Regions from separate parts of the Homo sapiens genome. Here region 1 is linked to region 2. A link is a contact called in ENCODE Hi-C or POLR2A ChIA-PET data. All regions are on one chromosome and are shown on one strand. Each heading gives the region's core, a stretch centred on a gene start or an enhancer-like site at or near the end of the contact. The rest is flanking DNA. Distances are from core to core; before and after follow the strand shown. Region 1 overlaps VCL (vinculin). Region 2 holds the start of PLAU (plasminogen activator, urokinase).

Region 1 (4,205 bases), core at 411-2,910, 150 kb after region 2:
TGTACACCCGTGTGAGTTGGTGCTGCATACTTGCTACTTGAATTAGATTAAAGCTTGTCATTGTACTCTGTGTTCCTGACTCCCTCCTAAAAACTGTAACTATGCTTGTGGCCTTCAGTCAGGTGTCTAGGTGACTAATGGCTGAGGATCCTTGACCTTTCTCAAAATGGCAACTCCAGGAGCAAAGCATATCAGCTATTACTGATATGCCACAGAATGCGTCCATCTCTACTGTTTTAAAGTACAATCTGTGCCAAATGCTTCATATTAACATAGAAAAGAAATTTCTTCACCTATCTCCTGAGTCTTTTGAAATCTTCACATATATTATTTTCTAAATTATTATTATTTAAAATTTTCTTAAAGATGGAGTCTTGCTCTGTCTCCCAGGCTGGATAGAGTACAGTGGCATGATCTTAGCTCACTGTAACCTCAGACTTCTGGGATCAAACAATTCTCCCCTCAGCCTCCTGAATAGCTGGGGCTACAGGTACATGCCATCATGCATGGCTAATTTTTTAAAATTTTTCGTAGAGATAGGGTCTCGCTACGTAGTCTAGGCTGTTCTCAAACTCCTGGGCTCAAGCAATCCTCCCACCTCAGCCTCCCAAAGCGCTGGGATTATAGGTGTGAGTCACCATCCCTGGCTCTATTTTTATTATTTAAAAAAAAATTATATGTATATATAAATTCCAGTGAATTGATAGAGGCAGTACTTCCTATTTGAAGCATACTAGAATGGCTGAACTCTCAGTTGCTGATGCCTGAAATTTTATATTGGAGTTCATTCCTTAGGTTAACAATTTAAATCTTAAATATCTAATGAAGGGATAATTTGGGGGGCCTTAGCAGTCATTTTCACTTAGATCTTTGTCTGAAGGTAGGTTCTTAATATGCGGGAAGGCAGAGAGAGCTTGAGGGCCTGCCTGTACCCCAAACCCCTGTCTTCTCACTCAGGCCTTATATTATGAAGGGTCTGGACTTTAATATTATCTTCAAATAAGGCCATGTATGTAGTCACAGGAAAAAAAGAAGTTTTAAAAGATGTTGTTCATGGCCAGGTGTGGTGGCTCACGTTGTAATCCCAGCACTTTGGGAGGCTGAGGTGGCCAGATTGCTTGAGCCCAGGAGTTCAAGACCAGCCTGGGCAACATGGCAAAACCCCATCTCTATTAAAAATACAAAAAATTACCTGGGCATGGTGGCATGCACCTGTAGTCCCAGTTACTCGGGAGGCTAAGGTAGGAGGATCACTTGAGCCCAGGAGGTCAAGGCTGTGGTGAGCCGTGATCGTGCCACTGCACTCCAGCCCAGACAAAAGTTGATCATGCAATTAAAATATTAAATGTAAGCACTTAAATAGACCACCATTTTTATGAACCTGTTTTGGCATTTCTTCATTTTTAAATATGATGGACTTCTCAGACTGGGAAGTGATCTATGCCTTTCTTGATGTCTGAAAGACCCTGACAGGATGGGAAGGGAAGGGAAGATCTCAACAAGGGCTAAGAAAAGAGGAAGAATAGCCCTGACAATTGATTTTGCCTGCCACATAATTATACTGGGGCCAGACTGGTTGGAGATGACAGTGAGGGAGGTGCTGGGTGCAGTGGCCAGGTGGAGAAAACCTCACTGACCAGATTCTCATGTTCTCACTTCCTTCCCTCCACCTGTTTCCTTCCCATCTCCCAAGTGTCGTCGTAGCCTTGTTTGATCAGATATGTTTGTGGGCTCTGCAACAAGCTCTCTCTCTCTAATACAGGGATCGTGGTATGTAAACACCTGTTTCCTTGGGTGTGCTCCAGGAACTGCGACCTCCATGAAATAAAATTTTCAAGTGTTCTGTTCCATAGTACTTCACTCTTAGGCAAACAATGCATCTTTTTGACAGTATTTATAACCTAAAAGGCTATACTGTCTAAGATCAGTTTTAATTTTTTTGTTTTTATTAAAACAGTGAATGTGATATGAGTTACTTCCACTCCTCCCCAACTTTTTTTTTTTTTTGGTGGGAGTGAAAGTTGAACGTGAATGTTTTCAAGTGCTTTCCAGTTTTAATTTATGGACCATATGTCTAAATAGACTTAATCACACCATTTCCTTTATATTATTTTGTCTAAAGCTCTCCTTTCCACGGCCACTAAACCAGTGAGCTGACATAGGATGACTGCTTTTTACAGAAGTAGATTGAGATTGTTTGGCTTTAGAGTGAGCTACCTGCACTTTGTGATGGTAGACTGCCCTCCCTAGTCCAACTAGACCGATTGCAAGTGCATGTTATTTCTCACAGAAAGGGTGTGTGTGTGTGTGTGCGTGTGCACGTGCGTATGCGTGAGAGAGAGAGAGAAAGAGATCTACTGGAAAAAGAGCTCAAAGAGATGCTGCAAAGAGAATCATCTTTATAAGTAGTGCTGAACTTCTCAAGGCAGGAGCAGTGTAGTTACCTTCTCCATCGCAACATTCCTAACCTCTTAGGTAAAAATGACTCCTCCAGGCCAGGCACGGTGGCTCACACCTGTAATCCCAGCACTTAGGGATCACCTGAGGTTGGGAGTTCGAGACCAGTCTGGCCAACATGGTGAAACCCCATCTCTATTAAAAATACAAAAACTAGTTCGGCATGGTGGCGCATGCCTATAATCCCAACTACTGGGAGGCTAAGGCTTGAGAATCACTTGAGTGTGGGAGAGGCAGAGTTTGCAGTGGGCTGAGATCGCACCACTGCACTCCAGCCTGGGTGACAGAGCAAGACTCCACTTCGAAAGAAAAAAAAAAAAGAAAAGAAAAAATCTCCTCCTGCTTTTGCACCCATACTTTTTTTTTTTTTGAGACGGAGTCTCGCCCTGTCACGAAGGCTGTAGTGCAGTGGTGCCATCTTGGCTCATTGCAACCTCCACCTCCTGGGTTCAAGCAATTTTCCTGTCTCAGCTTCCTGAGTAGCTGGGATTACAGGCATGTGCCACCACGCTTGGCTAATTTTTGTATTTTTTAAGTAGAGATGGGGTTTCACCATGTTGGTCAGATTGGTCTCGAATTCCTGACCTTGTGATCTGCCTGCCTTGGCCTCCCAAAGTGTTGGGATTACAGGTGTGAGCCACCGCGTCCAGCCTGCTGGACATACTTCTAAAGACTGATTTGTACTTGTCTCCTCCTACCAAGGTTCCTCTTAGGTAAGGACTTTTAAAAAATATTCCCATTTCTAGGAATCATAGCATGTAATAGTTCCTCAATATATTAGATGAATAAATATATGAAAGAATTTAAAGGAATTTAAGATTAGTGACTCTGCTGGGCACAGTGGCTCACGCCTGTAATTCTGGCACTTTGTGAGGCAAGGCAGGAGGATCACTTGAGCCCAGGAGTTCAAGACCAGTCTGGACAACATAGGGAGACCTTGTCTGTACAAAACATAAAAAATTAGCTGGGCATGGTGATGTGCACCTATAGTCTCAGCTACTTAAGAGGCTGAGGTGGGAGGATCACTTGAGCCCAGGAGTTCAAGACCAGTGTGGGCAACATAGTGAGACCCTGTCTCTACAAAAAATATAAAAAATAAAAAATTATCTGGGCATGGTGGCATGTGCCTTTGGTCTCAGTTACTTGATAGGCTGAGGTGGGAGGATGACTTGAGTCTGGGAGGTTGAGGCTACAGTGAGCTGTGATGGTACCACTGCACTCCACCCTGGGTAACAGAGCGAGACACTGTCTAGAAAAAAAATTTAGTAACTCACTTTTTCTGGATATAGTCTAAAAGAACCCTTAAAAAGGACTTGCAGGCAGAGTGTGGTGGCTCACACCTGTAATCCCAGCATTTTGGAAGACCGAAGTGGGTGGATCACTTGAGGTCAGGAGTTGGAGACCAGCCTGGGCAATATGATGAAACCTCATCTCTACGCAAAATACAAAAAAAATTAGCTGGGCATAGTGGCGCATTCCTGTAGTTCCAGCTACTTGGGAGGCTGAGGCAGGAGGATTGCTTGAGCCCAGGGAACGGAGGTTGCTGTGAGCTGAGATCGCGCCACTGCACTCCAGCCTGGGCAACAGAATGAGACTCTGTCTCAAAAAAAAAAAAAAAAAGAAAAAGAAAAAGAAGAAAAAAGACTTGTGGTAGTCTTTTTATAATCTCTAAATGGATTTTCCTCTTCTTTGGCATACATTTAATCTTCTTGGTTAGTGATAATTGAAATCACATGGAACTGAGGAAT
Region 2 (4,689 bases), core at 557-3,056:
TGTTCTGGTCACGTTTATTTACAATTAATGGGTTCTCAAATCCAAACAAAACTGACCACAGTCTTCTAGAGGAAGTAGCAAGGTTGGCTCTGAAGCCTATAGCATCGCTGACTCAGTCTGTCCCCTGGAAGGCTGGCAGCTCAGCAAGCACAGAAGTCTCTCCAGAAGACAGTGGGTCACCTGCCTCCCAAAAGCTGAAAGGCTAACTTGTACTTTCCCCAGCAGGCAGCTGGCACCCTGAGCCCTCGGCTGGGGCAGAGCAAAGGAGCCTTCCTCCTTCCTACCTTCCTGGCACTCTCCCTGCCTTCCTTCTGTCACTCTCAGGTGGACCCAGACCCAAGGTCCAGATTTGCAAGGCAGGAAAATGCTGCAGGCCTAGGCTGGGAAAGGGCCCAAAGCCGCTAGTGGATTGCTGGGACTCAGCCTCCTCCTTCCCACTAAGAGAGCGAGTCCTACTGGGTTCAAAATGACCCCAAGCCCTGGTTCCTGACACTAGGGGAAAGAGATGGGGGTGACAGAATCACAGAATCCCTGCTATGTTCCTCCAAGTGTGCCCAGAGATGCGTGTGTGTGTGTGTGTGTATACACAAATGTCTGCTTATCCTCAGGCAGGAAGGGTGGATGCAGTCATTTACACATGGTCTGTTTTTCTGGAGGACAATTTTATTTGATAAACAATTGTTTCTATCTGAATAGAATAAACAAGGCTCTATGATGAAGTAAAACACTAAATACACATGCATTAAAAAATGCATAATTATCTTTTTGGAATGGGCTATACAGAGATGTGCTTTTTAAAATGTTAAGAGTGTAAAAGGACAAACAGTGAAAAATAAATCTTCCTCTTATTTTGTCCTCCAGTCTCCCAATTCCTCTACTCAGAGGTGAGAACAGAACTTCCACACCCTCCAGAACCTCCACAGTTAGAACTGTCTACATGTTTCCATTGTCTTTACTTTTATTCTTGCCTGCACAAATAAATGAATTGCTCATTATGGAAACTTCCCAAAAGACCCGTTAACACTTCAATAGGAAGCACCAACAGTTTATGCCCTAGGACTTTGTTCCCACAATCCTGTAACATCATATCACGACACCTAACCCAATCCTTATCAAGCCCTGTCAAAAACGGACTTTAAACCAAGCTGCAAATTTTCAGTAATCTGGCCTTGCCTTTCCCCCTCTGATAGCACCATCAAACAAACCCCCTTACTGCCGAAAGCAATAAGCCCGGCTTTGTTCCATCCACTGGTTGTGTTGGTGATATCTGGGGACTGCCACTGAACAGACGCACAGAGGGAGCCCCTACAGGCAGGGGTTTTTCTGTCTGTGCTTCTGGGAGAGTATGTCTCGTACATTTGTCGCGTTGATGAAGACTTCACAGCTCCATCAGCTGCGGGCAAGGGGGTCTGAGGCAGTCTTAGGCAAGTTGGGGCCCAGCGGGGAGAAGTTGCAGAAGAACTGATTAGAGGACCCCAGGAGGCTTCAGAGCTGGGCGAGGTAGAGAGTCTCCTGTGCGCCTTCTCTCCTCTCTGCAATTCGGGGACTCCTTGCACTGGGGCAGGCCCCCGGCCAGGTGCATGGGAGGAAGCACGGAGAATTTACAAGCCTCTCGATTCCTCAGTCCAGACGCTGTTGGGTCCCCTCCGCTGGAGATCGCGCTTCCCCCAAATCTTTGTGAGCGTTGCGGAAGCACGCGGGGTCCGGGTCGCTGAGCGCTGCAAGACAGGGGAGGGAGCCGGGCGGGAGAGGGAGGGGCGGCGCCGGGGCGGGCCCTGATATAGAGCAGGCGCCGCGGGTCGCAGCACAGTGCGGAGACCGCAGCCCCGGAGCCCGGGCCAGGGTCCACCTGTCCCCGCAGCGCCGGCTCGCGCCCTCCTGCCGCAGCCACCGGTGAGTGCCGCGGTCCTGAGATCCCCGGGCCGGATGCGCGGCGGCCCCAGCTCCCGAGCGTCTGCCTCCCCCGCCCTGGGCTGCCCGGGCTCCCTGGGCTCCCCGGCGGCTGCACGGAGTCAAGGCGCCCCGTCCCGGGCGTCCCCCGCGGGTGCCGATCCAGGCTGCCCGGAGTCCGGAGCCCAGAGAGGAGAGAGACAGCTGGGGAGCCTGGTCACCGCGGGCATCTCCCCTGCGCTGCAGTCGCCCGCCTGGCCTGCCTTCCCGTTCCTCCGCCTCTTGCCCTGACTTCTCCTTCCTTTGCAGAGCCGCCGTCTAGCGCCCCGACCTCGCCACCATGAGAGCCCTGCTGGCGCGCCTGCTTCTCTGCGTCCTGGTCGTGAGCGACTCCAAAGTGAGTGCGCTCTTGCTTTGACTGATGCTGCCCAAGGACCTCTGATCAGCACCAGGGGAGAGGAGGGGCTGCTCAGGGAGCTGGGGTCCTCCGGATTCCATCCACAGCAGGGCCAGACTCTCCCCAGGAAATGGGACAGGGTGGCAGCGGAGGCTTGAGAACCACGGGGGTTGGCACTGGCTGGCAAGGGAGGAAGAGGCCGCCGGGACTGCCCCAGCCTGCGGGCATCTGGTAGATGAAGCTTGCTTGGGTCAATCCATTTCTCCTGGCTGGAAACCCATGGTCTTCCATTTGAGAACTAGATACGAACAGGGTGAGGCGAGAGGGAGAGGGAAGAGTGGGTTTTGGGATTGGGGCCAGTTTACCCTCACCCTGGAGTCCCTGGAGCATGGGACCTTTGATGAAGCCTCCTCCCGAATCTCTTCCAGGGCAGCAATGAACTTCATCAAGTTCCATGTGAGTATCCACCCCTACAACAGTTGGCTGCACAGACAAGTTGGGAAGGCTTCAGGGGACATCCCCTCCCTGCCCTCTGCTGCAGGGCTGCGCCACCCCTTACCACTTCCACTCCCCCTCGCTTACCCCACCTTTGTTCTCTCCAGCGAACTGTGACTGTCTAAATGGAGGAACATGTGTGTCCAACAAGTACTTCTCCAACATTCACTGGTGCAACTGCCCAAAGAAATTCGGAGGGCAGCACTGTGAAATAGGTATGGGGATCTCCACTGCAACTGGGAGAGAAATTTGGGGACAGGGAGGGATGGGTGGGAGGCAAGAGCAGGCAGGAGTTAGGAGCTGGAGGTAGGGTGGGTGACATCTTCATCCCTATGTGACAAGCATAAACACACACACACGCTCACGAAACAGTGGCCACACAAATGTGAGGTGGGGTTGGAAGGAGACCCTGTCCAGTCTTCTGGCAGGTCTGAAACGACATCTTTAAAATGTCCGTTGGCAGCCGGGCATGGTGGCTCACGCTTGTAATCCCAGCATTTTGAGAGGTCAAGGTGAGTGGATCATTTGAGGTCAGGAGTTCAAGACCAGCCTGGACAACATGGTGTAACCCTGCCTCTACTAAAAATGCAAAAATCAGCCTGGCATGGTAGTGGATGCCTGTAGTCCCAGCTACTTGGGAGGCTGAGGCAGGAGAATTGCTTGAACCTGGGAGGCAGAGATCTCAGTGAGCTGAGATCACACCACTGCACTCCAACTGGGCGACAGAGCAAGACTCCATCTCAAAAAAAAAAAATAAAAGTTAGTTGGAATGTTCTTCTCTTTCTCATATTCTCTCATCCTCCTGTCCCCTTGTAGATAAGTCAAAAACCTGCTATGAGGGGAATGGTCACTTTTACCGAGGAAAGGCCAGCACTGACACCATGGGCCGGCCCTGCCTGCCCTGGAACTCTGCCACTGTCCTTCAGCAAACGTACCATGCCCACAGATCTGATGCTCTTCAGCTGGGCCTGGGGAAACATAATTACTGCAGGTGAGGTGGGGGCAACAAGGACCAAAAGCCCTCCCTACAGCTTCCCAGAAACCTTGTTACCATCCCCTTCTCCCAGAGGGCTGGCCATAGCACAAGAGAAGTGCGGCCTCTGGTTGAGTCTTCCCTGAGGGGAGGAGGCAGGGAAGGCCCTCTGGGTTGGAATGACATCCCCTATCTTTCTGTGTTGCCAGGAACCCAGACAACCGGAGGCGACCCTGGTGCTATGTGCAGGTGGGCCTAAAGCTGCTTGTCCAAGAGTGCATGGTGCATGACTGCGCAGATGGTGAGCATCACTGACCTGCTGATGACAGTGGGGTGGAAGGGGACAAACTTACATGTCCCCTTATTCCATCACAGGAGGACTGAGGAGGTGGGGGGTGCCCGAGAGGGATGCTTTCTCCTACCTGCCTCCCTAAGACATCCCTCTGTTTGTCCTCCAGGAAAAAAGCCCTCCTCTCCTCCAGAAGAATTAAAATTTCAGTGTGGCCAAAAGACTCTGAGGCCCCGCTTTAAGATTATTGGGGGAGAATTCACCACCATCGAGAACCAGCCCTGGTTTGCGGCCATCTACAGGAGGCACCGGGGGGGCTCTGTCACCTACGTGTGTGGAGGCAGCCTCATCAGCCCTTGCTGGGTGATCAGCGCCACACACTGCTTCATGTACGGCCCTGGGTTTCTCCTCTTCGACTCTTCTGCCCCACCCCAAGCACATCCCTTTCTCCTTCCCAGCAAAGTGTTCCGCCTCATTTCTCCCTCATCTGCCCCTGTCCATGCAGCCCATGGCCTTGGGGACAAGTCGTGCTTTGAGGCCTCTAGGGAGGGAAGGAAGAAGTGGCAGATTTCATGGGACTAAGCTGTTTGATGGGTATCTTCTCCCACAGTGATTACCCAAAGAAGGAGGACTACATCGTCTACC

Evidence for each region. A loop is a pair of places that touch in the nucleus more often than their neighbours do. ChIA-PET counts read pairs that join two places held with the same protein, here RNA polymerase II (POLR2A). Pooled maps may share reads with other maps.
Region 1: a pooled map shows a loop between it and region 2 (2.5-fold over the local background). The contact joins the enhancer-like site here to the promoter of PLAU in region 2. A Hi-C loop is called at or near these places in 6 of 50 pooled maps. POLR2A ChIA-PET finds 5 or more read pairs at or near these places in 15 of 52 experiments (AG04450, BJ, GM10248 and 11 more).

Annotation. Positions count from the first base shown.
Region 1 is chr10:74,056,596-74,060,800 of GRCh38, forward strand. The region is part of intron 2 of VCL (vinculin); the gene reads left to right. Among named protein-coding and RNA genes, the nearest start is that of VCL, 61 kb to the left of the region's middle. Within about 2 kb of position 1,661, at least 5 of the 41 ENCODE cell types and tissues checked have a DNase peak (open chromatin) inside an H3K27ac peak, as active enhancers do; they include PC-3, where a contact is called at or near this core.
Region 2 is chr10:73,909,326-73,914,014 of GRCh38, forward strand. PLAU (plasminogen activator, urokinase) reads left to right here and starts at 1,807. Exons shown (of 11, transcript NM_002658.6): 1 at 1,807-1,893; 2 at 2,200-2,287; 3 at 2,716-2,743; 4 at 2,890-2,997; 5 at 3,599-3,773; 6 at 3,965-4,056; 7 at 4,214-4,433; 8 at 4,655-4,689. The coding sequence starts at 2,231. C10orf55 (chromosome 10 putative open reading frame 55) reads right to left here. Exons shown (of 5, transcript NR_160938.1): 3 at 3,718-3,750; 4 at 2,875-2,959; 5 at 644-2,770. RefSeq lists enhancers at 1-482, 1-788, 38-87, 3,706-4,689, 4,516-4,689 and a silencer at 1,754-2,353.